Regions from separate parts of the Homo sapiens genome. Here region 2 is linked to region 1. A link is a loop called in an ENCODE intact Hi-C map of the cell type or tissue named here. Cell type or tissue: MCF 10A. All regions are shown on one strand. Each heading gives the region's core, and the rest is flanking DNA. Links, peaks and the distances in the headings are about the cores only. Region 1 has its middle 28 kb from the start of MMADHC-DT. Region 2 overlaps LYPD6B (LY6/PLAUR domain containing 6B).

What was found. Hi-C counts contacts between places; a loop is a spot of excess contacts. Peaks named below come from ENCODE experiments on the same cell type or tissue, not always from the same donor. Only the 100,000 strongest peaks of a DNase experiment are listed, where the experiment ranks them.
Region 2: it touches region 1 in a loop (14-fold over the local background); 7 of 110 quality-filtered maps call a loop at or near these places.

The regions. Positions count from the first base shown.
Region 1 is chr2:149,551,923-149,567,734 of GRCh38, reverse strand. No RefSeq gene overlaps it. Among named protein-coding and RNA genes, the nearest start is that of MMADHC-DT, 28 kb to the left of the region's middle. RefSeq lists a silencer at 10,986-11,280. In MCF 10A, for the core only: a CTCF peak has its summit at 6,202; no DNase peak of the experiment used is centred there.
Region 2 is chr2:149,081,083-149,097,474 of GRCh38, reverse strand. The region is part of intron 1 of LYPD6B (LY6/PLAUR domain containing 6B); the gene reads right to left. Among named protein-coding and RNA genes, the nearest start is that of LYPD6B, 51 kb to the right of the region's middle. RefSeq lists an enhancer at 16,018-16,392. In MCF 10A, for the core only: a CTCF peak has its summit at 9,500 (motif pointing left); no DNase peak of the experiment used is centred there.

The sequences.
Region 1 (15,812 bases), core at 4,966-7,465:
TGGTTACATAGATGAAAATTTATCAAGCACATAGAAATTAAATGCTGAAAGAGATCTTTCAGATCATGTCATCCACATTCCTCATTTTATGGTAGACAAAATGGGAAACAGGAGCATTTGCATCAGGTCACACAGCTAGTGTTAAGACCCAGCACTGGGACTTGGCCAAGAGTCCATTAGTTATATATATTTCTTTTCTATATTCACTTCATGGTCATAATCAAGAAGTCTATTAAGTGTCTGATTAAAAATATCAAAGAGTTGCAGAATTTAAAGTGAAAGAACTTTTGGGTTAACTGATAATGCTGCCACTTCATAAACTTAGGAATTCATTACATTGAACGCTATGTGCTTTTAGTTTCTTTGAAAATTTACTGAAACATGTATCTAAAAATTCAATTATAGAATGCTAGACTTCAAACAATAGTTCTCTAGCTTCAAGTTTAAAACCTTCATGTCTTTCTTGGGCTTCTGTTACTTGTAATATCAACCTAGTCCTTACATTTGAACAAAACTCTCTTTTTAGTTCCAACTCTATATTCTCCTTGTGACTGTTGTCACAAGGAGGGTTTATCCACTTCTGCACTATTGACGTCTTGAACCAGTCTTTGTTGTGTGGGCTCTCCTAGACATTGTAGGAAGTTTAGCAGCATTCCCTAGTTTCTGCTTATTAGATACCAACAGCAAGCCATGGTTATGACAAAAATGTCTTCCGTTATTGCTATATTTCTCCTATGGGACAAAATACTTATCAGAAGTCAAATTTAACCAGGTGTTCTGAATTTTATCTGACAACTTTATCACTGGGGTTGAGAACCACTGATTCAAAGTCCTCAACTTTAACTGTACATTTAGATCCCCTGAGGGCATTTAGTACTGATGAGTTGGCCTCACACCCACATATTGATATCATTAGTCTGATGAGGTTTGGACCTAAGTACTTTTTAAGGGTTTCCCAGGTGTTTCAGTGTGCATTCAGGGTTAGAACCTCTGGTCGGTCCTAAAACTCAGTAATAGTTGGTGGATTAGAGGCATCTAAGGAAATAAGAGTAAGATTTGCTAATCTATTTAATGTATTAAGGAGCTATAGAAAAGAATGAAGGCTCTAATATTTTGCATTAAGAGAGACCTAATCAGGCCTAAATCAATTCAAGGATTTGAGTCACACTTCCTCTATGAAACCTTTCCTGGCTCTTCATCCCTCACTGGTCTTTTCCTTAATTTATATAGTACTTGGTCTCCACCACACGATTTTGTACACAGTTCCTTTATATTTTTTTGTCTTAAATCTTGCCTCCCATACTTGGAAAGTAAGGACCCAATTTCCTACTAACTTAAACACACCATTGAATATGCAGTAATAACTTTCCTGTTATCCTCTCATTCCTAACCAGGATATTTTAAAGTTTTTCATAGGGTTTTCATTGCCCTCTTAGAATACATGTAAACTGTAACTTAATTATGTAGACTTAAGGCTTTGAGCATTTTTTGTTTTTTGAGACTTTGAGCATTTGTCTTCCATTCATTACTGGAAATTATAATCAGTTAAAACCATGTCACTACTATAAAAAGCACATAAGTGGTCACTTGATTGATCACAGAGGTGACACTGCAGTGCAGTGAGAAAAGAAGGATCTTTTCAGTATATATTGCTGGGTCAATTGGATATTCATATAGAAAAATGTATTTTTACTTTTACATGACACATACATCAAAATTCTAAATTGATTCCAAGTCTAAATTTGAAAGGTTAAAGCTTCTAGGGGGAAAAAAAATCTTTGTGCTTTGGAGTAGACAAAGATTTGTTTTTAAGAGAATACAACATAATCATATAAAGGGAAAAATGATTAATTGGATCATGTTAAAAGTAAGAACCCTTGGCCAGGCGCCATGGCTCACACCTGTAATGCCAGCACTTTGGGAGGCCGAGGCTGGCGGATCACCTGAGGTTGGGAATTCAAGACCAGCCTGACCAACATGGAGAAACCCCGTCTCTACTAAAAATAGAAAAAATTAGCCGGGCGTGGTGGTGCTGTAATCCCAGCTACCCAGGAGACAGGAGAATCGCTTGAACCTGGGAGGCGGAGGTTGCGGTGAGCTGAGATCATGCCATTGCACTCCAGCCTGGGCAATGATAGCGAAACTGTCTCAAAAAACAAAAACAAAAAACAACTAAGAACTCTTAATTCATCAAAAGACATCATGAAGGAGAAGGCAGCTAGCAGAGTTAAAGATAAATACATACTCAACAATCTGGCAATATACATATCCAATAAACAGCTTGTATTCAAAATATATAAAGACTCCTAAAATCAGTAAACAAATAACCACCAGAAAAATAAACATTTACAAAGAAAGATACTCAAATGGTCGGTAAACACGGTAAGGTGCCATACTTCATTAATCATCAGAAATGTAAATTAAACCTACAATGCGATACCACTACTACATCTCTACCAGAATGAAAAATGAAAAAATAAATACACCAAGTTATAGATGTAGAACAACCTAAAATTCTGTTGATGGGAATGTAAAGTGGTATAAATACTTTGGAAAACTGACAGTTCTAAGGCTCAATGTGCCCTAGGACCTGGCACTTTCACTCTGAGGTATAGACCAACCGGAAATGCATATATGTGTGTGTGTGTGTGTTTATGTATGTATATATTCACCAAAAGATGTTTACTCATGTAAAAGTCTATACCGGTGCTAAATAACCAAAAGTAAGAAACTACTCAAATGCACACTAGAATTATTTTTGTCAATTCAGTTGTGTCACATTCACGTAATGGGATACTATATAATAATGAGAATAAATGCTTTATAACTAGCAACAAAATGGATGAAAGTAATAAACAATATACCAAAGAAGCCAGACGCAGTAGTACATCCTATGTAATTCTATTAATATGAAATACAAAAACACAACTATGCTGCTACAAGTCAGGATAGTGCTTACCCTTGGGAAAGGAAGAATTGACTGGAAGAAAGGACAAAAAGGATTCTGGAATGTTGGTAATGTTTTGTGTTCTGTTATGTTTTTCTGAATTTGAGTATTGACCACATGATGAATTCAGTTGTACAAACTTAGGTGCACTTTTTTGTATGTGTAGTATACTCCAATAAAGTTTTTAAAAATACAATCAAATCCACTCTTAAAATAGTGGGAGAACCTATTCAAAAATAAATGATGCCAGCAAAGGGCCCTTAAACTGAGTCCAGTTTTTAAAAAGGAACTAAAATTTATAGGTAAAGGAAATTTTGAAGCAAAATTATTTTCTTTTTAAACGTTTAGCTAGAGTTTTAATTATACATTAATGCTTACATTATATAAAACAAGTTTTCAAAGCATTTTATTTTTCTTACTGTTATTAGACATGGTTTACATTATTTATAGCATGATCATTTTTGCCAAGAGCTTTTAAGAGTTTTCCCAGAACCTCTTAATCCTTGGATAGTTAAATCATGCTTAGGGTTTCTAACATTGAGTCATCCATGTAGATTTCCTCTCAATCAATCTAACAGTTCTTTCACTGTTTCAGTTATTTCATGAAATGTTGCATTTTGGGCACAGTGTATTTATATGAAATGGCATAGTCACTAACTTTGTTTCCTTTAAATGAAAATAGACTAAACAGGTAGGGTTGCAATGCTATAATCTGCTTTGATCTCGTTCTATATAAAAATAGAGTCTCTAATTGCTTTAATTTTATGTAGATAGGATTATATTTAAGTTACAACTTCTTACATCTCCTAGTATAAAGATTTTGTGTCATTAAATTGCCACTCTATTTAAAATGAGTGGCAATTCAGTAGTACAAAAATAGGTATTAAACTTTTTAAACACTGGTTTGTACTCATAGCTTATGTTGTAGCTGTATATGCCATTTTGCTACAAATTTAATTTTTAGTAGTTTTTAAATAGTTTAAAGTCATCCTTGTCACAGACTTCACGAACAAGTGCCTGCCAGGAAGTCCAGTTTTGTTACAGGAAGAATGGTTGAGCACAGTTCCTGTCACATAGATGTTCAGTAATAGATGTGAATTAGATGCTGATCAACTTAATGATGATTCAGAAGAGTAAATCTAGATTTGTTGAGGTCAAACTGGAGCTTTGTCATGTATCCGCTTTAATCCAAAAACCTGGTGTAGAGATCTTTAATTGAAGTCATGCACCATATAACAACGTTTCTGTCAAGGTTGGACCACAAATATGATAGTAGTCCTATTTTTACTGTACTTTTCTATGTTTAGATACACAAAAACATTGTGTTACAGTTGCCTACAGTATTCAGTACAGTAACATGCTGTACAGGTTTTTAGCCTAGGAGCAATAGCCTATACTATTAGAACCCAGGTGTATAGTAGGTTATACAATCCAGGTTTTGTACACTCTTGATATTCACACAATGATGAAGTCTCCTAACTACCCATTTCTCAGAACATATCCCCGTAGTTAAGATATGCATGACCATAGTTTCAGACTAGTTTAACCTGTTTTACAATTGTAGCACTATTTTATCAGCACAATTGTGATAGTATATTTAATGAAATACACTGCCTGTCTCCCAAATATTGAATAGTACATATACTAAAAAAAAATTTGTATCTGAAATTCAAATTTATCTTAGTGTCTTCCTTTTTATATTTGCTGAATCTGGTGACTGTGTGAATGACAACATTGCTATCAAATGACAGTTATTTTTAATGGTAAAATTGTAGAGGGACTCAAAATTAAAAAAAATACTAAAGCCAAAAAGAGTACAAGCTTTGAGCACCCTAGAAAAGCAGCACTTCCCGGGTTAAATAGTGCCTCCATGGCTCATCAGTTTATAATTTCAGGTTGTTGCCTTTGAAGGTTCATGGTTACTGTTCATTAATTGCTATTTTATCTCTCCTGTTTGTTTTAAATTTGTGACTAAGATCTTCGACATTGAAATCAACAACAATTTTATAAGAATTTTATTTTTCACATCCCTTTTTGATTGCAGAAGGACATGAGGTCTATTCCTTGTTTGCTTACAGTGAATGTGACTTCATTTACCCTTGTTTAAAGTTATTTTAAATAATATGAACTCAATTTTCAGTGTCACACAATGTTGTCAGTTGCTGGATTTGTGCCCATTCAAACTGAGTTAAGTCACCAGTGGTCACAGAGGAGACTTTCTTCTGGTACTAAGTAAACAAGCTGAGAAAGAGAAAGGGAAACTATGTTTATGGCCGTGTAACTAAGTTACAGTAATAAGATTTGTCCTGTACGAAGCCTGGATGAGTTAAAATACCTTCTGAGTCAAGTGGTCACTCATGGGAAATAACTCTCCTGGGACACTGGAGCATGAATTAGTGATCTGAAGAGGCAATTAATCTCAAATGAATGAGCACTTGGCTTCTAGATTGCTCTCTATTTATGTTACAGTTTTTTTAGAATAAATGTAGGTTAACCTACAGTGTAGTTTTATGTAGATTAGCCAAAAGTCCATGTTAATTCAAGACAGTGTCTCTAAGAAGCAAAAAATATTTTAGCATATTGAAAAAAAAAACCTGCAAGTTGGTCATGGAATCTAAAATAGAGATACAACTAATATTCCTCTCAACAAATTAGGAGAGTCACAATAAAGCAAAAAAGAAGCAGTTTATTCTTTAGGGCTACCAGAACTCGTGGCCTGCTTCTTAAATTAATTCTGGCTTTCATTTTAAAGTGACATTTATTTTCATGGGCAAGTTAAAGACTCTGTAGAAGCCTACTATGAGAACCCCTTTTCTGATACTGTATTATGAAGGATAACTGAAAATCACTGAGATTAACTAATTCCATAAGTTGTATGAAAAAACTATTACAGTCATTTCCAATACTAGATCCCCAGTGTTGTAGGTACTGTTTAGTCCCAACCAGCAGAAAGAGCTATTGTAAGTCCAGGATTGCCTTTAGCTATTAGCTTTTCCAGTATGCCCCTCCATTTCAGAGTGAAAAATAACCTAATGCTACAATGAGTGTCCTTTTCATGAGCATATATATGTATTTCTTATTCATACATACACACACACACCCCCCTTGTGGACAAACCTTCTAACAACAAAATAGCTATATATTTGAGATATGTTATCTAATTTAAAATATTGCATTAAAATTTATTCACAAATGTGACTGTCTCAAATGGATAAGAACCTCTAATTTTGCACTTAGGATTTTGCCAACTTTATTGAACATCCTCTATATTTAAAAAGATAGGCTGCAGTGATACATTTGGCCAATAGGTGGCACCATTTAATTACCTTGAAATTCCTCAAATTTGAGGCTTGTAGTTTGGCCAAGAAAAAAAAAATTACCTTATCAATTCTGCATGTTTGAAATGTAAACCATTTAGAAAGAAAAGTTCCTGTACATTGATAATTACTTCATTGTTTTGACTTTTTAGAAACTAGCATTTTTTTCTAGTGCTATTTCCTAGATGCCATTACTTGAGCTATGAAATAGAAAATGAATGCCTGATGCAGGGTCATGTTGTTCAATCATTATACATGTAATTTTTATCATTTTTAAAATTGTGAGTTTCTAGAAAAGTATCAATCTGTGTCACAATACAATCTAGTGTCTTGAATCAGAAGAAAGATAAGGGAGCACTCCTAGGCACTTAGGGAAATAAGGCAAGAGGCAGCAAAAAGACCTGGTGTGAGATGGTCAAATTCTTTCTCACCAGCACGCAGTCAAGAAATCCTGGAATTGGGAGTACTGTGTTTAGTCAAAAGATCCGACATGATCTGAGATTTAAAATTAATTTTTAGTTGTTAAGCAATTATTTAGTGCCTCCATTCCTGCCAAAAAAAAAAAAAAAGCGGGGGGGGAGTGTGGCTCTGACATGAAAGCAAAAAATTAGTAAGGGTAAACTATTGAACTTTAGAAGTGTAGTAATGTATTATGGTGTTACAGAGTCATTAAAAACATACTATGTGAAATGCAGAGAAACTGCATGAAAAAATGAACCAATTCAATTTTGTCATGTTACTATGCAGTATTTAGAACAGACCATGGCAAAATCCAAAGTGTCTTGTGAATAGTAAAAGAAAACTCAAGATTTATAATTATTTTAATATTAAGAAATTATATTCTAATTATTTGAAAAGTTATGTGGGAATAGACACATTGAACTTCAAGGTCAAAGTAAGTAAGTAACATAACTTCACACAAATAATAGCCTTGTAGACAAGAAAAATAAAAGAGTATAAAAATATTGATTTGGGAGGTCTTAAAAATTGTCTAGTCCTGCCCTTTATTTCTTGGATGAGAAAACTCAAGCCTTGAAAAGTTTAATGATTTGCCCAAGGTTAGAATTGGCAAATCTAGAATACAGCTTTTCTGGGTCTTAGTCCATGAACTACTTCTTGTCTAATTGGCAATTTCTGATAATTCAGGTAAGTGACTTTAACATTTTATTTTTTATGAAAAAAATTTTTAATTACAGTATAGACTTTTATAATTCCATCAATTTGCATTACATGGTAATGTATTTGCAATGCAGTCTTAATTAGGAAGCTTCTCCACTCTGAAAAGGGAAACTCATTGTACTCTTTATTTGAGCAGCTCTGCTCCATTTATTGTATCGGTGATTATATAAATGGCAAGAAGTTCTGGCTAGTGGTAGTGCCAGGACTAATAAAGAAAGGTCTTTTGATATGATAAAATACTATATTTGCTCATTAATATTTAGGTTTCATAGTTATACACTTACGGGTATAAGAAAGCACCTTTATTATTGAAATTTCTTCAGAAACAATAATGGTATGCATTTAAAATTCCTGTTTGGTCTATTAATTTTTTTTTATCATGCAAGATTTCCTAGGAATGCATCTGTCACATAGCAGCATAGATACTTGAGATGATGGGGCTATTAATTTGATCTTGAACAATTATGTCAGGCATTCTGTTGTACACAATGCCTTCTACTTATTAAAATAGATTACAGCAAGCCCTTTGCTACTTCTATCATTGCCTGCCATCGCTGTATGGTTTTAATGTACCTGTCCCTCCAAAATTCATAGGTGGGAACTCAAACACCAAGTTGGTAATATTAAGAGGTGGAGCCTTTGGGAGAGTGATTAAGTTATGAGGACTCTGCCTTGTGAATGGGATTAATGCCCTTTTCAGAGAGCGCCTTGACCCTTCTACCCTTCCCTCCCTTTGCCATGTGAGGACACTGTTCATCCCTGCAGACGGTGCAGCAACAAAGCACCATCTTGGAAGCAGAGAAAGAGCCCTTACCACACACCCCATCTGCCAGCACCCTGAACAGTGAGAAATTTCTATTACAGTTCAAGAGGGGGATTAGGGGTGCCGACCACCCCAACCCCAGGCTGAGTCAAAAATCCACATATAACTTTTGACTCCCCAGAAACTGAACTACTGACAGCCTACTGTTGACTGGAAGCCTTGTTGGCAACATGAGTAGTTAACATATTTTGTATGTTAAATGTATTACATTCTGAATTTTTTTTTTCCTTGGGCTGGAGTGCAGTGGCGCGATCTCAGCTCACTGCAAGCTCCGCCTCCTGGGTTCACGCCATTCTCCTGCCTCAGCCTCCTGGGTTCACGCCATTCTCCTGCCTCAGCCTCCTGAGGAGCTCGGACTACAGGCACTTGCCACCACGCCCGGCTACTTTTTGTATTTTTAGTAGAGACGGGGTTTCACCATGTTAGCCAGGATAGTCTCGATCTCCTGACCTCGTGATCCGCCGCCTAGGCCTCCCAAAGTGCTGGGAAATAAACTAGAGAAAAGAAAATGTTAAAAAAAAAATCATGAAGAAGAGAAAATATATTTACTCTTTATTAAGTGGAAGGGGCTCCTCATGAAGGTCTTCATCCTCATTGTCTTCATGTTGAGAAGGCTGAGGAGGAGGAGGTAGAGGAGGGATTGTTCTTGCTGTCTCAGGGGTGGCAGAGGCAGAAGGAAATCTGAATATGAGTGGACCCGGGCAGTTCAAACCCAAATTGTTCAAGTTTACCTCTAACTATAAATTACCCAGTTTGTGGTATTCTGTCAAACCAGCCCAAACGGACTAACACGGTATAAAAATAATTAAATCATTTAAAATTTTATGATTCACAGAGGTTTTCTCAAACTCTACACCTTTCCTTTGCTTTTTACTTAATCATATCCAATATACGTCCACTCTGAATTAGTAAAGTTTGACGTTTGATGCTGACATACTTCATGTCTGCTCCAAGTCGTAGAGCTTATGGCATGTCTAGAGACTCTTGGAGGAGAGGAAATCTCAGCTGGCCCTTGAAAGGCAGGCGGGATTTGAATAGTGAGCAGAGGATATTCCAGGAGCTAAAACATGAGACTAACACAAGAGAGTGGACTGGTTTACCTAGAGTTTCCTTGACTGCAAGGACTTGGGAAATGAGGCTAGAAAGACACCTTGGGGCTAGATTGAAGGAATTTTTAGTTCCAGAATAAGGAATTCACCGATATGCTATAGCATTAAACATTGAAGGTTTTCAAGCAGAAGAATAATTCGATTAAATCAACTTTTGGAAAGATAGATCTCCTGGTGGTATAGGATATAAACTGTAGGCAAAAAGTAACTGGCAACAAAAAGACTACTGTTGTAATGGGGTAACTCAAAGGTAATAGAGGCCTAAATTAGGGTGGTGGCCGTAAGAATGAAATAAATATTCCAAAGTAGAAATTAAAGCAGGAACTGACTGCTCCCTAGGTCTTGCTGTCCAATCCCACTTCCAGCAATCCAAACAAAAGACTGCAGTTTTCAACATGGATGACTAAAAGAATAATAATAATAATAGCACTGGTAATAATAGTAACAAGCCAACATTTTCATCGTGCTTACTGTGCCCAGCACTTAGCTAAGTGCTTTATACATAATGCATATAATCTTCATAACAACCCCATGAAATAAGTATTATTATTCCCATTTCATGGATCAGAAACCTGAAGCAGAGAGAGGCCAGGTGATGAGTTTAAAGTCGCATGGATATTGAATGGCAGAGCCAGGACTGGAACACAAGCAATTGGGCCTTGGACCCTAATGCCTAGCCTGGTGGTCTCACTACCAAGTACTAGTTTGCAGCATATAGCCCTCTTACATTTATGTGGTAAAGTTAAAATGGTGGTGAATATCTGCATATACTTAGAGTTGGGAACCTAGAATTCAGAGAGTAGTCAGGATAGAGGATGTAAAGTTGAATGACAAGCATACCTCACTCAACTTGAATATTTGAAACTCCATTATTGCATTTGATGATAGAATTTAACCCACCGATCTTCCACAGCTCAGGAGAGAGGGTGTGGTAGGGGTGGGATCAAAACAATAAAGATTTTCAGACCCATTGGAAAGAGTTTTGACAGGCTTTGTCATCATACCTCTCAGCAGTTATGCTCTGCTTATCTTTTGTTCTCTGATGTATGCTAATAATTTGCTACGTGATCATGTACTATTTTAATTTCCATTTGGTTCTAGGAAATCAAGTCGCTTATAATATTTTCATGCTCATTCTTATGTTCCAACCTTTAACAACTGTTTTAGGATTCTGAAATTTCTCAACATTACAACATGCATGAAATATCATGACTAGTTCAGTTATCCAGATACTCATCCAAAATCAAAGGACTGTACAGCATCGTGGTTAAGAGACTGGGGTTTGGAAAAAAACTCCTGAGTCTGGATCTCAGTTGTGCTATTTACAAGTTTTCTGACCTTGGGCAAGTTCCACTTCTGTTAATACCCATCTCATGAGAAGATTTAAGGTTTAGGAGGGATGACATATGCAAGCCATTTCTTACTATTCCTGTGGAAGAGGTCAGTAAATTTTAGCTGTTCTTATTATCTGACCTCTGAATGTGTACAAATTTTGTGGACAACTAAACAGTAAAAATTACCCCCAAATATATTTTCCTAAAATTATAATACAAACATCTTCAAGAGGACATGTATTTGGCAGAACACTTTAGTATTTAATCTCACCACAACTTTGGAAAAGTAATACCATCACAAACAATTCATCACATCCAAAACAAATAAATGGAGCACTCCTACTAGCTGTACATACACAGATAGTGTGTTAAGTAATCACAGAATTCACTGCTTTAGACTTAATCAGCCATTACATGCCCAGAGATGTTTTTTTTTGGAAAGTTTTTATTGGCATTTGAAATGGTTTCCTGTTGGCGAAGTGTGCAGTACCTCAAAACTCAACATGCAAACACTGTATCCAACAGAATTCCACCTCAATAGTTTAAAAACTTATATACATACACTGTGAGAGAACACAGGTCTTCAAAATATCAGTATTTGTAGTGACAGATACTGTGTGTTTAAAAAGCCAAGTTTTTAAAAGTCCTACATTAGTGCAAAATAGTTCCCTCCATAGAGATTTTGCTAGGTCTTCGCAAAAGTCAAACTGTTCACATCTATTGTCATGATTCCATTTACGGTCAGTAGGAGATTGGAAATTAACCATTTTTTCACATGCATTTACTGTTAAAATTTACAGAAGTACTGTATCTCATTTAATAGTCATAAAAACAGTATGGGATAAGTGATAGTATCTCCAGTTCCTGAGGAGGAAATCGAAACTCAGAAAAAAATAAGTAAATTATTTAAGCTCACAACATTTCTAAGTAATGGACTAGGAATCCAAACTCAAGTCTTTTTCATATGAAAGTTCCAATCTTTCATGCCCTACTGCTTCATGAAAATCACTGGTCAAGCTTCTCACTTTTGGAAATGGCTTTTGGATATTTTATTGAAGGGTGGGCCTGTTGATTATAAGGAAGTGATTGGAACATGATTTAAAGTGATTTTGATAAATGATTTTTTTAGGTATCCCACAGTCATAAATGAAAAGGCTTGATAATACAAGTCTTTATATGGCAGGTGGCTCAGAGTATGTTCTCCTACGTTTGAAAACTAAAAGTTCAAGAAGCCTTTGAATTCTGGATTTAGAAAAAGTGCACTAGTATATTTTTAGGCTAATAAAATTTAGACGAAATTAAAAATTTTAGTATTGCAATCCCCAGCATGATTCCTGAATAAAGTGGCTATTAACACCTGCTTATATGGTTTGGTGAAGCTCAAGAATATTGTAAATACTTTAACTTGAATTCTACTATTTATAAAGTGATTGTACGAATGAATTAGAAAGAAACATCCCAAAAGAAGTCTTAATGGGTATAATGGCTATGGTTGCCCTCAATAAAAAAGGTTACAAACATGTATGTGCATATGTCCAAACATACACAGATATGCACAGGTTTTTTTTAATTTTTGTTATTTTATCATATTATATTATTACAAATTATTTAATATTATTCTGGCACTTAAGAAATACTATGAGTTTTTTAACTGTTATAATTCTGTTTCTTTATTACATCTTAGTTATTATTCAAACTAGAAATATAAAATTTGGAAGCAGCAACTCTTGTTTACATTAGCTATTCTTTGCTACATTGAAAAAATATCTTTCAGGGGCCCTTAGCCTTTTTTATGCCATGGGCCCCTTTTCAGAATTATGTTTTTAAATGCATAAAATATATATAGTTACTAAAAACTCAATTATTTTGAAACACATTTGTCAAAACATTTTTAAAGTTTGTGACATATATACTTTTTATTAATGCATTAAATTACAAAATTGAACAGCAGTCTAATGCTGCTATAATTTTGAATTAGTGACAAGGAGAAATGACCTTATGAGATATCTGCAACAGCTGTAATATGATGGGGAAAAATCTGTGTTTTCTATTGGTGACAAGTCACAAGAACTGCCAATAACACTTGATTTGTTGCCTGTGTTCATAATGGAAAGGAATGCCAAAATAAAAATGTAATTTTCTTTCCAACCAAATTTTATTCTGTTCATGGACCCCCTGGAAGTCCATGGACCTCTTGTTAAGAAAGTAACTGTTTTCCACAAGTTTGTATCAGCAATGATTATTTACTATTATTGCATACTTTGGGGCTCCTATTATAATAATCCCTGTCATATTTAAGGTAGACTACACAGCTATATTGGCTTACACTGATATATATTTTGGCGTCCAACAGAATGGAAGTCTTACTTCTTAGTCATATTACAGAAAGGCAGGTGGCTCTCCTCCAGAAGGTAATTCGGGGACCCAGACTCCTTCCACCTTGTATCCGTATTAACTCCTAAGTCCTTATTGTTGTCTACATTCGACTGATAGGAGCAGAAAGAGTGTGAGGAAAAAAAAGTGGTGGTGGTGATGTAAGCCATTTCTGGGCCAAGCCAACTTAAAAGCCAAGACAAAATTTGGGTAGAAAATTAGCTTTTGCTCCTAGAATCATTTTCTTTTAAGGTTCTTATAAGATAGATTTGAGAGAGTGTTTTTCTCATATCATCCCTCACGTTCCTGAGATAAACCTTACTTGGTTTTGGTGGACTGGCTGCTTTTCTAAATTGTTGACCTGGGAAGAACAAATAAAAAACTCAGCAGCCTTTGCACTGTGAATGGGAGCAGCTAAACTGCAAGCATAGAAGCTGTGTAAAGTGTCCTTCTCTTTGACTCCTCAAAAGGTGATCTATCAGTTGCTGCTTCCTATTATTTAACATCCTAAATACCACTTTCATCAGGACTGCCCCTGCCACTGCCTTACTTCAGATGCTCATAAATTCTCTCCAGTACTACTTCTGTAATAGCCTACGGATGGAATGTTTTGTCTTCAGTTTTGTCCTCCCTCCCAAGGTCATTTTTCTACCACTATTCTCCAAACTTTTAAAACTTCACACCCCTGTGAGTGAAAACATTGAGCACACACCTCCATACCTGCACATTGATTTCTTTATAAGTATGCACATTTTTTTGCTATTATATATATATAATAAGATGTTTATACACATTAAAAATGTTTAAATGGACAGATTAAAAGATAAACGTAAATAGAAGTTCTAAGATGATCTTCCCCATTCAATGAATTATTTGACACATACATGTATCATCCTGTGTACTGTCAAGATAAAGGATGCTACAAGCATTGGAGGAGTCATTGAAGAATTACAGCTTACCTGAGAAGCTAGGAAGCACAGGTGGGTCTAGAAGGGGAGAGTCAGGACTAGAGAAACACAGCTTCAGCTTGAAGTAGAAATGCTGAGTTGGAGTTTGCAGGTAAGTCTCAGAAGCAGTAGAACTGACCACAAATAAGGACAGTGAAGTGGGAGCTCCTACAGAATTCTCAGAAAACTGCTGTGCGGGACCATCCCTGGGCACCCCAGGACCTTCTGCATATGATGCTTTTTGCTTCACCTCTACCTTCTAAATTTCCCCAAGTTCCTCTCCTCAGAAAACTCTAAAACATTACTCTACTAAGAAGGCAATTCCAAGAAATGTATTTCCCAGCCTCAGAAGATACTGGAGCTGATGGTGCCAGTTGACAACAACCCATTCAATCCAATATACTTTGGGGAACAGCCACTTCAGATTGGAGACTAATACTCTATTCTGGAATTCAGAGTAGTTTCCTCAAATTGCACCTGATTTTGTCTTTTTCAAAATCTTACAGCTTCCTTTTTCTTCCAGTGGTTTATAATCATTTTGGCCCTGAAAACTTTTGTTTACATACTTACGTAAGAGCATAAGCAAATAAAAATTCTTATATTAAGCATTGGTTGAGCAATGGGAGAGTGTCTGAAGCCTCTTCTATTTCTCCACAACCTGCACTGTTCCCCATAACACTACACACTGCTCCCTTAATAAGGGAACTTCCAGAACACCATGGAATGTGTCTAGAAATCACCGCCCTACAAAGCTCATGAACAGGCACTTCTCAAAAGGAGACATTCACACAACCAATAAAAAGATGAAAAAATGCTAATCATCACTAATCATTAAAGAAATGCAAATCAAAAGCACCATGAGATACTATGTCACACCAATCAGAATGGCTATTATTAAAAAGTTGAAAAATAACAGACGCTGGCAAGGTTGCAGAGAAAAGGGAACATTTATATATTGCTGGTAGGAATATAAATTAGCTTGGCCACTGTGGAAAGCAGTATGGAGATTTCCCAAAGAATGGAACACAGAACTACCATTCAACCCAGCAATCCCTCTATTGGATATATACTCAGAGGAAAATAGATCATGCTACCCAAAAGACACATGTACTCCTATGTTCACTTCAGTGCTATTCATAATAGTAAAAATATGAAATCAACCAAGATGCCCATCAATGCCCACCGATGGACTCGATAAAGAAAATGTGGTACACATACACCATAGAATCCTACTCAGCCATAAAAAAGAATGAAATCATGTCCTTTGCGCAACATGGATGCAGCTGGAGGCCATTATCCTAAGTGAACTAATGCAGGAAAAGAAAACTAAATACCACATGTTCTCACTTATAAGTAGGAGCTGAATATTAAATACACATGGACACAAAGATGGGAACAATAGAGGTGGGAGGGGAGAAAGGGGGATGGCTTGGAAGTCTGCCTGCCTACCGGGCACTATGCTCACTACCTTGGTGACAGGGTTAAGCCTCAGCGACACTATTTATTCATGTAACAAACCTGCACTTGTAACTCCCGGACCTACAATAAGAGCTGAAAAAAAAAAAAAAAAAAAAGAAAGCATGCAAATGAATAGCCAACAGTTACATGAAAAAAAAATGCTCAATATCACTAGTCACTGGGTAAATGCAAATGAAAACCACAATGGGATATCACTTCTCACCTGTTAGAACAGCATTTGTTAAAAAAAAAAAAAATGAAAGATAATAAGTGTTGGCAAGAATGTGGACAAAAGGGAGCCATTACACACTGTTGATGGAAATGT
Region 2 (16,392 bases), core at 8,076-10,575, 470 kb after region 1:
AACAATAAATAATTTTTTAGTTGCTATTTACTGTAATTCGGGTTTAATTGGGTGTCCTGGCATTTATCTGGCAACCCTACTTCCCTCCACAATGTGTTTCCAGGTATGGTGTACACAAAAGGATGTTCCTCCCTAGCATCCTGTTGGGAAGACTGCAATTTAAGCAGTTAAAAAGTTGAAGAACGTTCCCATTGTCTGCATCTTGTTCTTGAAGGCCTCATACTTTAAGGACTTTCAAAGTGGCTTTGCCCTGCACTTCCAGTAGGAGAGGTTCTCTTCGCAGGGGTGGCGGTGCAGGGCAGGCGCAGAAGACAGTGGCACATGGTGCCATGGGAGCAGCGTGCCTACAGGTCTTTCAGGATCCACTTCTCTAATAATGCACAGCTCCTAGGGCGTTTTATGCATAATAATAATGTTACTATTTTTGAGCACATGTTTACTATTGGCCAGAAACTGAAATAGGCAAGCATGTTTGGATGCCTCCCATTGAGAATGGAGATTTAGCTCCACATTTTGAGAAGTGGCTCAAAAATATTCCTATAAAAACAACTGGAGTTTTAAAGGTTCTATTCACACTTTTAAAAAATTATTTCCGTTGGGCCAGGAAAAAGCAGCTGATCTTTCTTTTTCTTCATCTTGAGCTCTAAAACATTTTGTTTGTTCCCTTCTGCTCTTGATGAGACCTTTACCTACCCGCAACTAATGAATCCCTCAGTCAGCAACTTATCTTTTCCCACCTGCAGAAAGTAAGCTTAGGAAAAAGACAACTAAGAAGAGAAAAAAAATCAACCACCCAGGGATATTCAGAGGTTTAATTATTGCCTGAAAAGCAACACCCTTTCACAGCATCTTTAAGACTGCTTTTCATAATTACTTACTGATTGAAACTGGGACTTACAACAGAGTAAACTCATTTCCATATTAATATTAAGTAATGATTAATGTGGCTCAGGACCCAATTCAGGATCTGAAAACATGGACTAAGTGGAAACTAAAGAAATTTAACCCATAGGGTATATTTGCTACTTGTCTCTCAAATGATTTTCTATTCAATAACTAACATTCAACAAACTTACATTTGTGCGGTGATAACTCACAAAGAGGGAATTCAAGCAGTTACCTCACGCCATCACAAACACATGACCTCCTCAGACCTGACATCCTACTGCCCATTTTTCTCTCTCTCCCTGTCCCTCCCGACTGGTTCTAATGCTTGTTTTGTACCTTCTCTATTTCTCTGTGTGTGTCTCTCTCTCTTTTTCTCTCTGTGTCTCAGTCTCTCCGTGTCTCTTTCTGTATCTCTTTATCTATCTTTGTCTCTCTTTTCCTGTTTGTCTCTCTCTGTGAGCCATTCTCTCTTCTCTGTCTTCTGGTAGTGTCTCTCTCATCACTGTCTCTTTCTGTGTATCTCTGTGTGTGTCTCTGTCTCTCTCCGTGCCTCCCTCTGTCTCTCTACATGGGTCTTTCTGTGTGTGTCTGTGTCTCCTGTCTCTCTTTCTCTCTCACTGTTCTTCTCTGAATGTGTCTCTTTCTCTCTCTGTCCCTCTCTCTGTCTGTGTGTGCATCTTTCTCTGTGTGTCTCTGTCTCCCATCTCTCTGTCTGTCTGCCTATGGTCTCTCTGTCTATCTGTCTCCTGTCTCTCTTGTCTCCTATCTCCCTCTGTCTCCCATCTCTTTCTCTGTCTCCTGTCTCCCACTTTCTGTCTCCTGCCTCTTTCTCTCTCTCCCTCCTTCCAACACCCTCCCTGGCTCACTCTCTCACCCCCTTGCATCACACCTGCACCCTCTCCCTTTCACTTACTTGAGATCTCTTGCTCCATCCTGTGCTCTCTCACATGGCCTAGTTCATGGTTTTGTTCTCACTCCCTGTCTCCAGCCCCAAAGAATCCAACAGCTTCAGCACCAAACATAAAGCAATAATTAACTAGATTAGCTAAGAGTAAATAATTTTTATTGTTTGATCTAAGTGCATACAAATTTCTAAGTATTCCTATGCTTAACCAAACTCCCATGTGGGGGAAAAAAACAGCTACACTCTTACTAATTTTCACTGTGAGAATTAAACGTCTTCAACTGTATTTATCTGAGAGCACAGTATCACAATGGATGGACTGCATACTACCCTTTTAAAAAAGTCCTTCCAACTTTTGCCTTTATTTTATTTTATTTTTTTATTTAAATATGGAGTTTTGCTCTTGTTTCTCAGGCTGGAGTGCAATGACGCAATCTCAGCTCACTGCAACCTCTGCCTCCCGGGTTCAAGCGATTCTCTCGCCTCAGCCTCCTGAGTAGCTGAGATTACAGGCACCTGCCACCATCCCCGGCTAATTTTTATATTTTTAGTAGAGACGAGGTTTCACCATGTTGGCCAGGCTGGTTACGAACTCCTGACCTCAGGTGATCCACCCACCTCGACCTCCCAAAGTGCTGGGATTGATTACAGGCGTGAGCCACCACTCCCGGCCACCTTTATTTTAATATATTAACTATGGTTTCCATGCCATAAGCTTGTAAAATCAAAATTCTTAAACATTAAAAATTCCATGACAAGCCAGAATAATGATACAACAATAATTTCTTATTGTTTTGATAGCAACTGTTGGAGTTGCTATTTCATACATGCCTCATCCTCCTTAAAATTCCTTTGATAAGAAGCAAAGCAATGCCAAGCATACAAAGCAGCCACAATATGGCAGGGATTTTGAGTAACAAGTCAGATCTATCTATTGACAAGGATGAGAAATGAAATTTGGGAATGCTAATGGTGCTTAGGTTCATATTTTCTATAACTATTTAGTTTTAAATATTTTTAAAGTAAAATCTATTTTTGTTTATTCTTCTTCACAGAGAAGAATCTGTCTAAGAGCTAATGAATGCTCTCAAGAATCCCAGTCTTACAGGAAATGCATAATTACTCTACTGCTCTAACAGGCACCACATCCAGAACCTAATCCCTAAGTGGTTAACCACAGGGCAGCAGTCTCCCGACGACCTGTTCATTTCCACCAGCCTGGGGTTCAGGAGGATTTTTCAGCCAATCCTTTAGATACTTGGTTTAGCAAATCTAATTATGATCTTTATGCACACAATGTTTTCCCCAAGATTATATCATGTCCCTGGCATTCCAGAAACTAAGTTACAAGGCTTTGTTCAATTTTTCAAATTTTTTCCAGAGTTCAATCATTCCTATGTCATTCACTCACATTTATTTAGTAAAATTGCATGCCGATAGTCGAATCCTTTCTTAAGCATTTAGAAAGGAAACAAAAGTTTTACTCTATAAACTATTTATTATGTCTATTCATTCATACATAGGGACCAAAAATAATTAAACCAGTACCAAAAATTAAGTAGATAATTATTTTCTTCTTTGCTGGAGAAACTCTTCTCATTTATTATACTATGCTTATTTATCCATTTCTTGTTCCACCACTTTCTATCCATTCCATAATATCAAAGTCATATTCTATTGGAATACATCAGGAACCAAAAAAGAAAAGTCAAGAAAACTCTTGTTCCATTATAATTATAAAGACAAAATTGATGTAAAGGAGTTTCAAAGTGTTAATAAGAATTACAGATGAAGAAGCGAATGCATCACCAAACTGGTAGAAGAGCTGGGAGTAAATGTGAGAAAATAATTTAAAGTAACCATCATAAATTGGAAAAAAAATCAGATTATTCAAAGATAAGAGCTGAATAAGCAAAATAAAATGCAGATTCTGAATATATGCAAGAAATGCAGAAGAAAATTCTAGGGGGAACAGAAAACCACAAATTGTTTCTAACGATCACAGGTAATGAAGACAATGTGATGCTGGAACATATATGTAGAAATAGGTAATAAAGAGACCCAGTTCTGTCCAGATAGTGAACAAGTACAGCTCAAAATCTCAAATCCAAAGGAAAATTCCTGAATTTGATGTTTAAAGAGATGGCCCATGGGCACTTAGAGAAACGTAAAAATCATCAGAAACCACCATGGATTGTCTCAGAATGATGGACAGTAGACTACTCTTACTTCCTTTTCGAATACTGTGCCCAGTCTTATTAATGGAAATACTTGCAGGACATCTGACAGTTTATTGTGGGGTCCCTTTAGACCAGGGCCTATTCCTGCCCTGGCTCCAGCACCAACAGGCCTTTCCTCCACATATGCATCTGGACCAATACAAACTACATCAAACATCTGCTTGAATCTTGGAGACTAGCCTCCACCACCAATGCGACACATCCCCACTCCTTTGATCGTTGCCAAAAATGTAAATTCCTACCTATGCATTCCCAAACGCTCTTCCTCATCCTTGTTCTCCCTGGCAACTGTCTTCCTCTGCTCCCTGCCCTCCAAACCTTTCCACTGTACCTTCTGACAGCCTTGTTCCAGGTCAAACAGCCCTTAAGCATCTATAGCTCTTCTCAGAATACTGTTTCCAACTTCTGACTTAAACTGAAATCTGACTGCCTGTTAGAGATATTGCCTATTCCCCTGCTGATGCCAACTATTCCCTCCTCCCAATCCAAGACATGTGGATTAGTCTGTCTGTGAGTGACAGAATCCCCAAGATAGCAATGGCTTTAGAAGATAAGACAATGTATTTCTCTCACACATAAAAATAAAAAATACCTTGAGGTGGGCTTCACAAACTCAGGAGGAACCCAGGTTACTGTTATCTTACTGGTCCACCATCCTGAGCAGGGCCCTCTGCCTCATGGTACAAGAAGGCTGTCACTTTACAAGAGAGCATAAACATATTGAAGTTAGCAAGAAGACAAAGGGCTTGTTTTTTCTCTCTTTAAGGAGGCTTTGTGTCAGGTGCATGTGCCACATCCACTTATACTCTATTAGACAGAATTTAGTCACATGGTCACACTAGTTGCAAGGTGGTCTGAGAAATGTAGTCTTGCTCTGGGTGGCCATGTGCTCAGCTAAAAATTATGCTTATATTTTTAAGGAAGAGCAGATATGGAAAGTCAACTCACAATCTCTGTCTCAGATGTGAATATGTTACTCCTTGGGCTACTTCCAGATTTTACGCCTGTCTTGTTTTATAAAGATCGCCTAGTCACTTCCACATACTCACTGATACCTGGCCTGTGGTCTTCATGACATCCCAAGTCTAAGGCAACTCTCACCACATTCACAGAGCCTACTCAGCACCCCTGCATAATAATTATTCTACATCCTCAATGCTGAGACTTCCACTTCCCCTCCAGCTCTTCCATCGTCTCCCCTATCCACACATTAAACCCTGTCTTCATCTTTGACATCTAAAATTCCCCCCCCATCACCACAATCACAACCACCAATCCCCATTTCCTATCTTTCCAGCTTTCTCACTCTCCGCCCTGACACATATTAAGACCTCTACTCCTCTGATAGCTACATTTCTCCCAGTCTATTAGGCTTGTACTCTCTCCCTCTCTCTTCCTCTCCTTCCTTCCCACACTCCCCACCCACCCTTCCACCCGCAGCCCAATCTGGACAACACAGTTGTTCACAAGAACTATCACCAGCAGCCCAGATTCCCATAGAATCACATCCCACCTTGCCAGAAAACCTCCATCTTAAATAAATTATATCTATAGCAGTAGTCCTCAAAACTGGCTTAAATTTGTCACATATCTTAAAATTATCCTTTTATGCCACTTTCTCTTCTACAAAGGCCTGTAACTTCTCTACATTTTATTTCAAAAAGTGGCACAGTATGTGATTCACAGGAGACATCTCATAAATGTTGATTGGTTTATGGGTGGAATGATGGATAAATAAGTTGATGACAAGAAGAATATAAACTGGACTGTAGTATACTTAGGTAGATTTGCAGATTTGTACCTACTTAAAAAAAAAAAGAATGCCAATCATGATGAATATAAACCCAAGGGAAGTAGTGAGAGGTATTGTTCATTACTTTGTCCTTGGATTTGTCCTACTCAGAAATATGAATGAGGACTTTGTTGGCATGGTTATTAAAAAATACCAAAGACCTGACACTAAGAGAGTAAAATAAATGTGGTATTCCAGAGCAAGATCTGAAGGCTCTCAATAGGCTAGAATAATGGTCCAAATCTTCACTCTTTATATATATAAATATATATGTATTCTATATAAATAATCTTTATATATAATCTCTTTCAATCTTTATACATAACCTTTTTATTTTATGTAATCTTTACACATAAATTTATATATATTAAAATAAAGACAAAAGTAAAGTCCTTCATTTCATTTAGGTCCTTTACTTAGATCCAAAACCCCGATTTCACAGAGGCAGCAACAAAATAGAATAAACAGAATTATACACATGAAAATATATCTGATAAGGTTTCATTTTATTGCAAAGTTCAGTGTAAATCAAGAGTTCCCCCAAAGCTAATGCTACTGCATTCTATCTTAATAGACATAAGACATCAAGAAGTGAGACCTACTTTAGTCTGTGTATAATCACACTTTGAACATTGTTTTTAATGCAGGGCACTCACGTATTTTCAGAATAATTTGAATGGACCAGAACAAATTCAAAAAAAAGTAACCACACAAAACTCATGGGAAAAGTGTGCATGTGAATCACTGTTGTAGCTCTTTCTATGCTTAACGAACAACATTGCCAAATGCTGTGGTTTTATACCCTTGTGATTTCAAAATGATCAATGCCTGTCACTTAGTAGAAATCTGTTAAATAATTAAGTGAATAAAGACAAATGCTTATTGCTCTTATATCAAGTTTTTAAAGATTTAAGACCCTTCTATTTGCTTAATGTAACCAATATCTTTGGGTCCTCTGCCTGAGTTATCACCCCTAGGAGTCTGAGGTTTTTTTTTAAGAAAAGTGGCATTCATTCAAAATAACTAAAAGATATTATATATCTCCATTTATGTAATTCTTATAAACAGAACTTTGGTAAGTCTGGTTTAACATGAACAATCCTGGAGGAACAGGCTAAGAGTATTGACAATATTAATAAAGATCATTCCCTAACATTCTATGAATACCTCTGACCTCTCTCTCCTGAGCCCAAAGAAAAGAATTCTAAAATGGAATGGAGTGATCCAGAAAAGCTGATTCAATTGTATTATTTAAGTGCACATTGATTTCATTCTGCCATGTAAGTCACCATGACCCTCTGTTCAGTTGAAAATTATATCGGAACCATTCTTGGAAAATCAGTCCACTTGCCAAAAAGGGAATATAATTGTATGTAAGTCTATATTATGTTCATGGTTAAGCTGGATTTATGCCCTTCAAAAGATGAATTCACATATTTCTGAAATACAAAGTCTTTCTTAAGGATATCACCTGCTATCATTAATTCAACATCTCGTGATGACACAAAATCCTCACTGCAGTAAAGTAATGGAAAGACACACAGAGAGAAATACAAAATTTACTGACCCTTCCAATACAGAAATCAATGCAGAGCCATAGATTTTGGGTTCCCAGAATAGGTTGTCTCCATCCCCATCACACACTCTTAGATGCATTTAATAGAGGAAGAACGTGAGGTAAGATCTGAGCACAGAGGGCCAAGATTTGTACCACAGCTGTGAAAAATAAACATTTGGCTGCAATAACAATGTTCCAAACACTCACCCACCCAGCCTCTGCACAATTAAGCAGTTTTGATTTTTAAATAGATTTACTTTGTTAATGCTTTTTTATTGAACCATTGAAATATTTTGAAATAAATACTTTAAAATGCCTTACAGCTACAGGATGAACAAGACTGCACAGCAACAATTAAAACCAACCAGTACACAGAAAACCAGGAATTGTTAATAGACAAAAGAAGCTGTCAGAAATTTACTTCCTCTATTTATTTAAAATGAATGCTTTCCTTAAATTTTCTACCATATCCATTGAAGCATAATATTTTCAAACAATAAATACACAGAGTATGAATTGATCATCCCTGAAAATATGTTAACATCAGATTTGAGTATTTTAACTATTTTACAGATTCTTTTGTCCATATTAAGCATAAAAAGGAATGGAAGAAAACATTACTAGATTAAAGAGCTTAGCTATGAGATAGAGTAGAGGGCTGGCAAATGCATGGAATGTATGTTACCAATCATCCCTCCAGAACCTGCAGACCCAGCTAATCCCAGCACTTCCCACTGCATCCAGAAGCAGCCTCCCCATCCTTAACCCAGCATGCCAACTGGCCCCTTCTAATGTGAAATCAAATAGGTTAGTCAACCCCAACTTTGACTCACCATAGATTTCTATACAACAGAAGATGAACTAATTTCCTGGAATGTTCATCCATGTTTGAAACACTCTTTCATGTTCCACCACATGTCAAATGACTCTTTCAATATTGAAAAATAACATTCACAGAAGTCTGAACTTGCACACAAATTCATCTATAGTACACTAGGCACTATACTACACACTTTACATGTATTCTATCTTTTCATCCTCATTACATTGGGTACTAATATTATCATCATTTTGAGGAAGAGGAAACTGAGTGTTTGAGAACTCTTCAAAAGGAAGTATGTGGTAGCTCTGTCCAGTCTTCATTCCAAAAACTGTGCTTTTAGCCCCCACTAAAAGGGGAGTACTGTCTCCCCTTTTCTTCTCAAAGGCTCAAATTGTGTATTTTATGAAACCTTTAACAGGAGAATTTCACAAACTTTATTTCTCCTGTGTCTCTTGGCCCTAACAAAGTTAAATACTACTGCAAAAATCCTCTAAGTTGTCAATGCCACAACGTTTTGTTTAGTCATTGCACAATGGTCCTACCACTAAATCTCTTATTATTGCATTTAAATTTCATTGAATGTTATTGTATGTGCTTAGAATTCCTTTGTGATAAACTTTTAGGAGGGCTGTCATGTGGTAGAGCTGTGCAGAAATTATTGTGTACCTACACCATTAAAAGTGGAATGGGCATCACCAGCAAGAGGCAGGAGAAAAGACAGTGTGGCTGGGACTTGCTCCTGGAGAGCAGCACTTTCCAGGTAATCCTTGGTCCAAAGAAGAAAGAAGCAACCAAATTAAGAAGACAGCCACACGTTCCCATAACTAAATTTTGAAACTAGAAAATCAAAACACTTGGACAAAAGAACATGTATGATATGAAGGTATCTGTTTGGGTTTTCCTCCCCCTGCCAGCCTAACTATATTCTGGATTGTTGTACCCTAGCCTACACTGAAAACACAGATCACAAGCAATTAAGAAAACATCCCTAAATCCTAAACAGTTCAAAGAAAACCTCTGAGAGAGTTATAGGTTAGTCTGTTTTCTAGATGTCTTAGAAGGTTCTAGAAGCCACTCACCATCACAGAGAAGAAGCTTGGGACATACTTGACACCCACAGAGAACATAACAATTCCAACAGTGGACAGTAGGGGACATAAAGTTGGGTGGGGGGAGCAACAGGAGGGGGTTACTGGAGGGGAGGGAGCAAGGAGATACGAATCCTGTGTTTATGAAGGCCGAATGTGGATGGGAGTTGAAAGGGACCAGAAACCAGAGCACTAAATTCTTTACCTGCAAAGAGAGATGTGAGATGAGCGTTACCCCCTAGTGGTGGCCCAGAATTATAAACCCTGCCAATAAAGCAGTAATTTTCAAATTTCATTTGCCTAAAAACTCCTGAGGCACATGTTGAAAATGCAAATTCCTGGACTCTGTTTACATAGGCTCTGATTCAGTAGATGCACGGCATAGGGCCCAGGGATGAACATATTTTAGAGCATTGCATTTGATTCTGATGCAGGTGGGCTAGGCTGAGAGGCTATAGAATTTCCTTGGTGCACCAGGTCCCGATTCTGCTAGCTGCACCAAGTAACTGTGAGTACCTGTTAGTAGGTGGGCAAAATTCTGGCAAAGTGCCTCAGATATGGTAGAATTTGCACAACAAATACACAATCTGCCTGTTGGAGAAGAATAATTTTTTTTTTTAGACAGTCACACTCTGTTGCCCAGGCTAGAGTGCGGCGACATAATTACAGCTCACTGCAGCCTTGAACTTCTAGGTTCAAGCAATCCTCCTGCCTCAGCCTCCCAAAGCACTGGGATTACAGGCATGAGCCGTCAAACTCAACCATATTACAACTATTAAAGAATATTTAATGACTGCTTCCTTTACATACGTAAAAATCTAAAAAATTGCAGAAGAAAAGGAGAGCATGAGGTATTTTTTTCTCACTAAACTCAATTATTATAGATGACTCCTTAACTTTACGATTGCTCTTCTTATTTCTGATACTTTTCTTCAGGGGAAGGGAGAAGGGAAAGTGGCACACCAGAGCACTGTTTAGGAAACTTGCTTTTAACAGTGTAACGTTACAAGTGTATTCATGATTTTTAATATTTGAAACAAAGAATAGGATATGTTTCTTTAGCTCCTGTTATGAGCTGATTGTATGCCCCCAAAATTCACATGTTGAAGTCCTAATACCCAAGTGCCTCAGAATATAACTGTATTTGGAGATAGGGTTTTTTTAAAAAAAAAAATACCTTCTTACTTCATTAAGAGGAGATAGGGTCTTTAACGGGTAATTACATTAAAACAAACTCATTAGAGTAGGCTTTAATGCAAGATGGCGGATATCCTTATTTAACAAAAAGAAAATTTGGACACAGATGGTTTCAGAGAGAAGTTGATGTGAAGACACAGAGAAAAGACAGCCATGTGGAAGCCTGGGAGAGAGGCCTGGAAGAGATCCCTCCCTCACAGCCCTCAGAGGAAACCGACCCTGCCATCACCTTAATCTTGGACTCCCAGCCTCAGAATTGTGAAAAAATAAATTTTTATTGTTTAGGGCACTGGGTCTGTGATATTTTGCCATGGCAGCTCTAGCAAACTAATACACCTCCCCATAGAAAAAAGGGAAGCTGTCTTTGTTCTTCCAATACCTTCCCTAGGACAGCGTATCACCCCTTACCCTTTGTCCTGGCTCTGATGGGAGGCCAGCCTTGCTCAAAGTTGACACCCTGGAGTAAGACTCAGCAAAAGGAAGGAGAGAGTAGCACCAGATTTAAAATTATCTCTTTGTGATACTTTGAAGCTCATGGGACCACGGCTGCTCAACTTCCTGCAGCTCCTTCTCCCTTCTTCAGTCTGGAAGAGCAGGATGAGGACTGGGGAGGTGAAGGCTGCTATGAAACGAGACCCAATATCCACAAGTCCAAAGACCAGCCCACTCTTCTCCTTGCCTTTCTGATCAGGGGAAGAATGGATGGCTGCTTTCTTTTTTCTAGATGTAGCCTCCTTTGATTTTATTATTATGAAATGTATGCAAATGTTGATAGGCTGTTTTACACTGGCATGAATGCACATTGGGGAAGTGTTTATGTGTACAGCAGTGGGGGAGTACATTCTAGAAACCTTTGATTTTGGAAGAAGAAAATGGGCTGTATTCCATCCTGGTCAAAACACTTCATCAAAAGTGCATCCATGCATTGAAAAGGCTGAGCCTTCCGCCTGGCAATGCTCTGGATTTTGATGGAGTTGTTTTTAATGCACCTTTCTCCTGTTGCCTTTAGTAATTGAGGCATTGATAGCCTAACTTCTTCTTGCAGGTAATCCCAGTCCTCACTGATCAGCCTTCTGAGCAAAGGGCGCCTTCCCATCCTCTCCTACTAGTCTGTGATCATTCTTCTTCCATATTAGTGATAGAAAAGTTGGAGAAAGGATAACGCTTCAAATCACACAAAAACTTATTAAGAAAAGTTACCTTAACATACAAGTTACTAGAAGAATTCTTCAGTCTCCTCTTCACTTTAGCAATATTTATTCATCACCAAATTCTTTCTTAAATTCTACAATGTTATAACTGGCTCAAAGAATGTTGATTCTTAAAGAGAACTAACTCTCCACATCCACAGCCCATTGCTGGGACATTCCAGTCTTTAAGCTTGTTGCCAACAGTTAAGAAACTACTTTAAAGGACTCAACTCTTATGCAAGCAGAACTTGTCAATTACCTAACTCAACTTCCTCAAAGGCAAAAGAAACCCCAAAGAAAAGTCAAAACTGGAAAAAAATAAACAATTCTATTAAGCCACCCCTTCCCACTCGGCAGGGGGCCAAAGTCTTCCCTTCATTTCTTTGGAGTTTTGGGTTTGGGTTCCTACTGCAAGGGCATTGCCACCAACGCAGGGTGAAAAGGACAGGTAGCAGATGGACCTGGCACATAAAGAGATGAACAGCAGGCCACACAAAGGCATGCTCTCTGGGGATACTGAAGGGCACGAACATGTGGGGTTAGGCCCATGGACTGCAAACACAGATGGCCTGTTTGCAAGCCCAGCTCTGGCAAGTCTGAGATGTGTAACTGGGCAATGGACAACCTCACGGTGGCTCAGCTTTCTCATCGGTATGGGGAGTATGACACATCAGCACCTGTGTCAGAGGGTGGCCAAGAGGATCAATGCACGAACAGCTCAGAGAGCGTGAGATGCTGGCTGGCACATACTAACTGGTAAGCAATTTTTGTTGTTTTTGCTGTTGTTGCCTCCCATATCCTTGAGATCTAGTCTGTACTTCTTCTGGAGTTGGTATCCTTGTCTGTCTGTGGCTACTCTTTCCCAGTCACTAACACTAAATCACAGTTAGGCTGACTTTGAGAACCAAGAATTCCACAACTAACTTTGAGACAAAATGAATCACAGAAGAAACTCAAGGGCAGACAAGGCTAAGAGTCTATGGGAAAGGTGGACTAAGAGGGGAAAAGATGCAGAAGGAACAGCTCACATAACACCACAGGTCAACAGAATGTCCTTATTAATCTGAACATTCCTCGTAAAATCTTAGATTTTAAAATATGAATGAACTCATGTTTTTTAAAAATATATTTCCTACCTCTGTCCATTGAACAAACCTATAATGACTCCTGCTAGCAACAAGCCTACCTGGCATCTACATCTGGGTTTCTTAATGCATTCTCCACAAAATATACCCAGGGATTCTTGGAGTAACAACTGATTTCAGGCCTGGGATGGAAATGTGTAAGATGAGCCCAGGACATGTGATGGTGCCAGAAAACAAGGCACTGTTTGTCACAGGGGCTCAATTTGAAGGACAAGTAGAGTGTCAAAAATAATAATGCCTGTAACTGTCATAAATATTAAATAAATAAAAATCATGACTCCATAGTGATACTCAGAAAAAGGATGAGTGAGGAAAACTCTTCTTTACAGAGGAATGCCAGTAACTCAAGGTAGAAGGAGTGAAAGAATTACAAAATCTTAATTTTGCAACTCTAGTGGAGTAGCTAATACAGGCTAATTGACTCAAAGGAAACTTAAAAACAGGGTTGGAAAGTTGTTGGGAAACAGCATATTTGCACTTTGCAAAATATCACCCCACAAACTATTACTAACTGCAATTAAAAGTGTTTTATTTTATTTTATTTTATTTTTGAGATGGAGTCTCGCTCTGTCGCCCAGGCAGGAGTGCAGCAGTGCAATCTTGGCTCACTGCAACCTCTGCCTCCTGGTTCAAGTGATTCTCCTGCCTCAGCTGGGACTACAGGCGCATGCCACTACGCCCGGTTTTTTTTTGTTTGTTTTGTTTTTGTTCTTTGTTGTTTTTTGTTTTTTTATTTTAGTAGACACAGGGTTTCACCGTGTTAGCCAGGATGGTCTCGAACTGCTGACCTTGTGATCCACCCTCCTTGGCCTCCCAAACTGCTGAGATTACAGACATGAGCCACTGCACCCGGCCTAAAGTGTACTTCTACAGCGGAAAGATCCACTAGTCATCAGCTCAACATCAGTAATATTGAGACAGCAGCACATCGTGCCATACGAACTTCACAGCATCACCTATGAAGTAGCTTTGGCAAAAAATGTTTAACCTGAATCTACTCACGCCTGTAAACCTAGCTTCCAGTTTACAGGAAATACAAAGGATAGAGAAACAAGTAAATGACATGCAAAGAAACCATCAAGAAACCCATAATGTGGGGCGTTCTTTAAAACAGCTAGGCTAGACTCTTCAAAAAGTTCAAAAAGAAGGTGTAGAGACTGTTACTGCTTAAAGAAGAATAACCAAATGCAATGCATGAATCTTGATTTTATCCCAGTGTTGGAAAAAAGCTATAAGATGTTTTCAAATAAGCAGGGAAATTCGAAAATGTGCTAGATATTATTAGATAAGTGTGAAACAGAATCATTGTAAACTTTCTTAGGTACAATATTGCATTATGGTAATGTAGGGAGAATGTCCTCAGGCGATGCATCTCAAGTATTTAGGGGTGAAATGCTATGATGTCTGAAACTTAGAGAGCGAGACAGAAGAGCAGACACAGCAAAATGCTAACTGTATGCTGCTGCAGCACACGGCCATGGTATGCATGAAGCGCTTTCCTTTTTTAGAAACTGCTCTGCAGGTATGCCCCCCTGTGACATTTTATTCCCATTCAAGGGTACTTTATTCAGCCTCTCCAGACTTTAGCCTGGAGACGTGGATTTTTGCGTTGGCTTCATTATCTGACAGCAGGAGCATCTGCTCTCCATGCTGGCATCAGGTTTCCTGTCCAGAGGCACACCCAGGTGCAGCCAGGGAGTCAGTGAGAAAGCTGTTCCACACCCTGAATTCCTTATTTCCTACAGGCAATGGGGTAGAAAGGGAGGCCTGAATTATGGCTGTACCCAGTCAGGTTCCGCTGACAAGCTTTTCCAGCTGCCTTACTACATCGTGATTATTAACCACACAATGGAAGTCCACCCAGCCTGGGCCCTCCACTGCCACAAGAGGAGCCCCAAATGATTTCAAATAATAACAGTGCCAACCACAGTTCTTCAGTACTCATTACATGCCAGACACCATTCTAAGTGCCTCACATTTACCGTAATTCATGGATTTCCAGATGGGGTTAATCTTTACCATAGTATCACTAAGTAATACTATCAAGTACTGAATGGAAAACACTGTCGGCAAAGGCAAAAAAAATTGCAATAAAATTTACATTCAGAATGCTAAGTCATCTTTGCTAGAAAAAGCAGGAATTGGTACTGGGGGTGGGAAGAACTTCTCTATTTCTCTCCTAAAAACCATTAATGCAAGCCCCTTTCAAATTCTTGCATGTCTAGGCATCTATAATCATTTATCATGAGAAAGAATATATCACAGTCAAAATCACAGCTTGCTTCCTGACGTAGGTTTTGTCTATCATGGCAGTGAAAGCAGGAGAGGTGAAGATCTATGACCTAATCCAGCTGTTCCTCCCAGGGCCTCCCTAATCGGCCATTTTGCCAGTGCTCATATCTCTCTTTTCACATTAATGTCAGAAAGTTCAAAAGACTTAACCAGATGTTTCCCTGCTCAGAGTTACAGCAGACAGATATTAAGGGGGAGAAAATAAGCTTCAAATATCCCATGGGGAGAGAATAAAGTGGGGTGGGGAAACCTGCAAACATCGAGGAAGTTAGGCATTTGAATCTGTGAGAGCAGCAACATGAACATGTGTAAAAAAGAAGTGTGGGAAACCATGTGGAAAGTGACTCCAGTACTTCACTACACAATACCTACATAGAAGACAGGATTTTGCATTACTCAAACAGGAAGTCTTCACTGGAATACCATACAACCATTGGGATAAATGAACTCTCACTATAGGCAACAACATGGGTGAAGCCTCATATAATGTTGACCTAAAGAAGTCAGACACTAAAAAGTACATACTCTAGGGCTATATGATATTTATTTAATTTTTTAGCTAAAAAAAATTAAATGTGTTTTAAAATGTGTACATAAAATCCAAATCAAACAAAAAAACTTGATGCTGATAGACTTCAGAATAGTGAGGAGGGTGTAGGGATCAGGAAGGGCATGACAGAGAGGCTTGCTGGTCAGGTTCTGTTTCTTGATCCAGATACGTTCTGTGTGAGAACTCATTAAACTGTATGCCTCTATCTATACACAGAAAGCTGTTCCACACACTGAGTTCCTTGTTTCCTACAGGCAATGGGGTTGTAAGGGAGGCCTGAATTTTGGCTGTACCCAAGCAGGCTCAGCCAACGAGCTTTACATTAAATATCAGTAATATCTAGATTAAATTTCCAGATCTATACTTCAATAAAAGTTTAATTCAAAATATGAAAACAATTTAATATCCCTACACCAAGAGAACTCTGACTTCTGTTTCTGAAACAACCTCAGAAATGGTGGTATTACCTAAAATCATCAACTTAAAGAAAGTGAAGAGCTCAAGGCAATTGGGAACCAACATCTAGTCTGTATGTAAAGTGAAATTAGACACAGCCCCTGCCACAGCCTTACAAATAACCCTGCAGGCATTAGCAACAATTACTAGGGGAAGTAATTACAAAGGCCTTTGATCTTCTATTATGTCTTCTATCTGAGATCTCAAGAAGTCAGTAAACAAACAAGGCCCAGCAGTCCTCTGACAGAGCCAACTGTCTGCATCTGTTT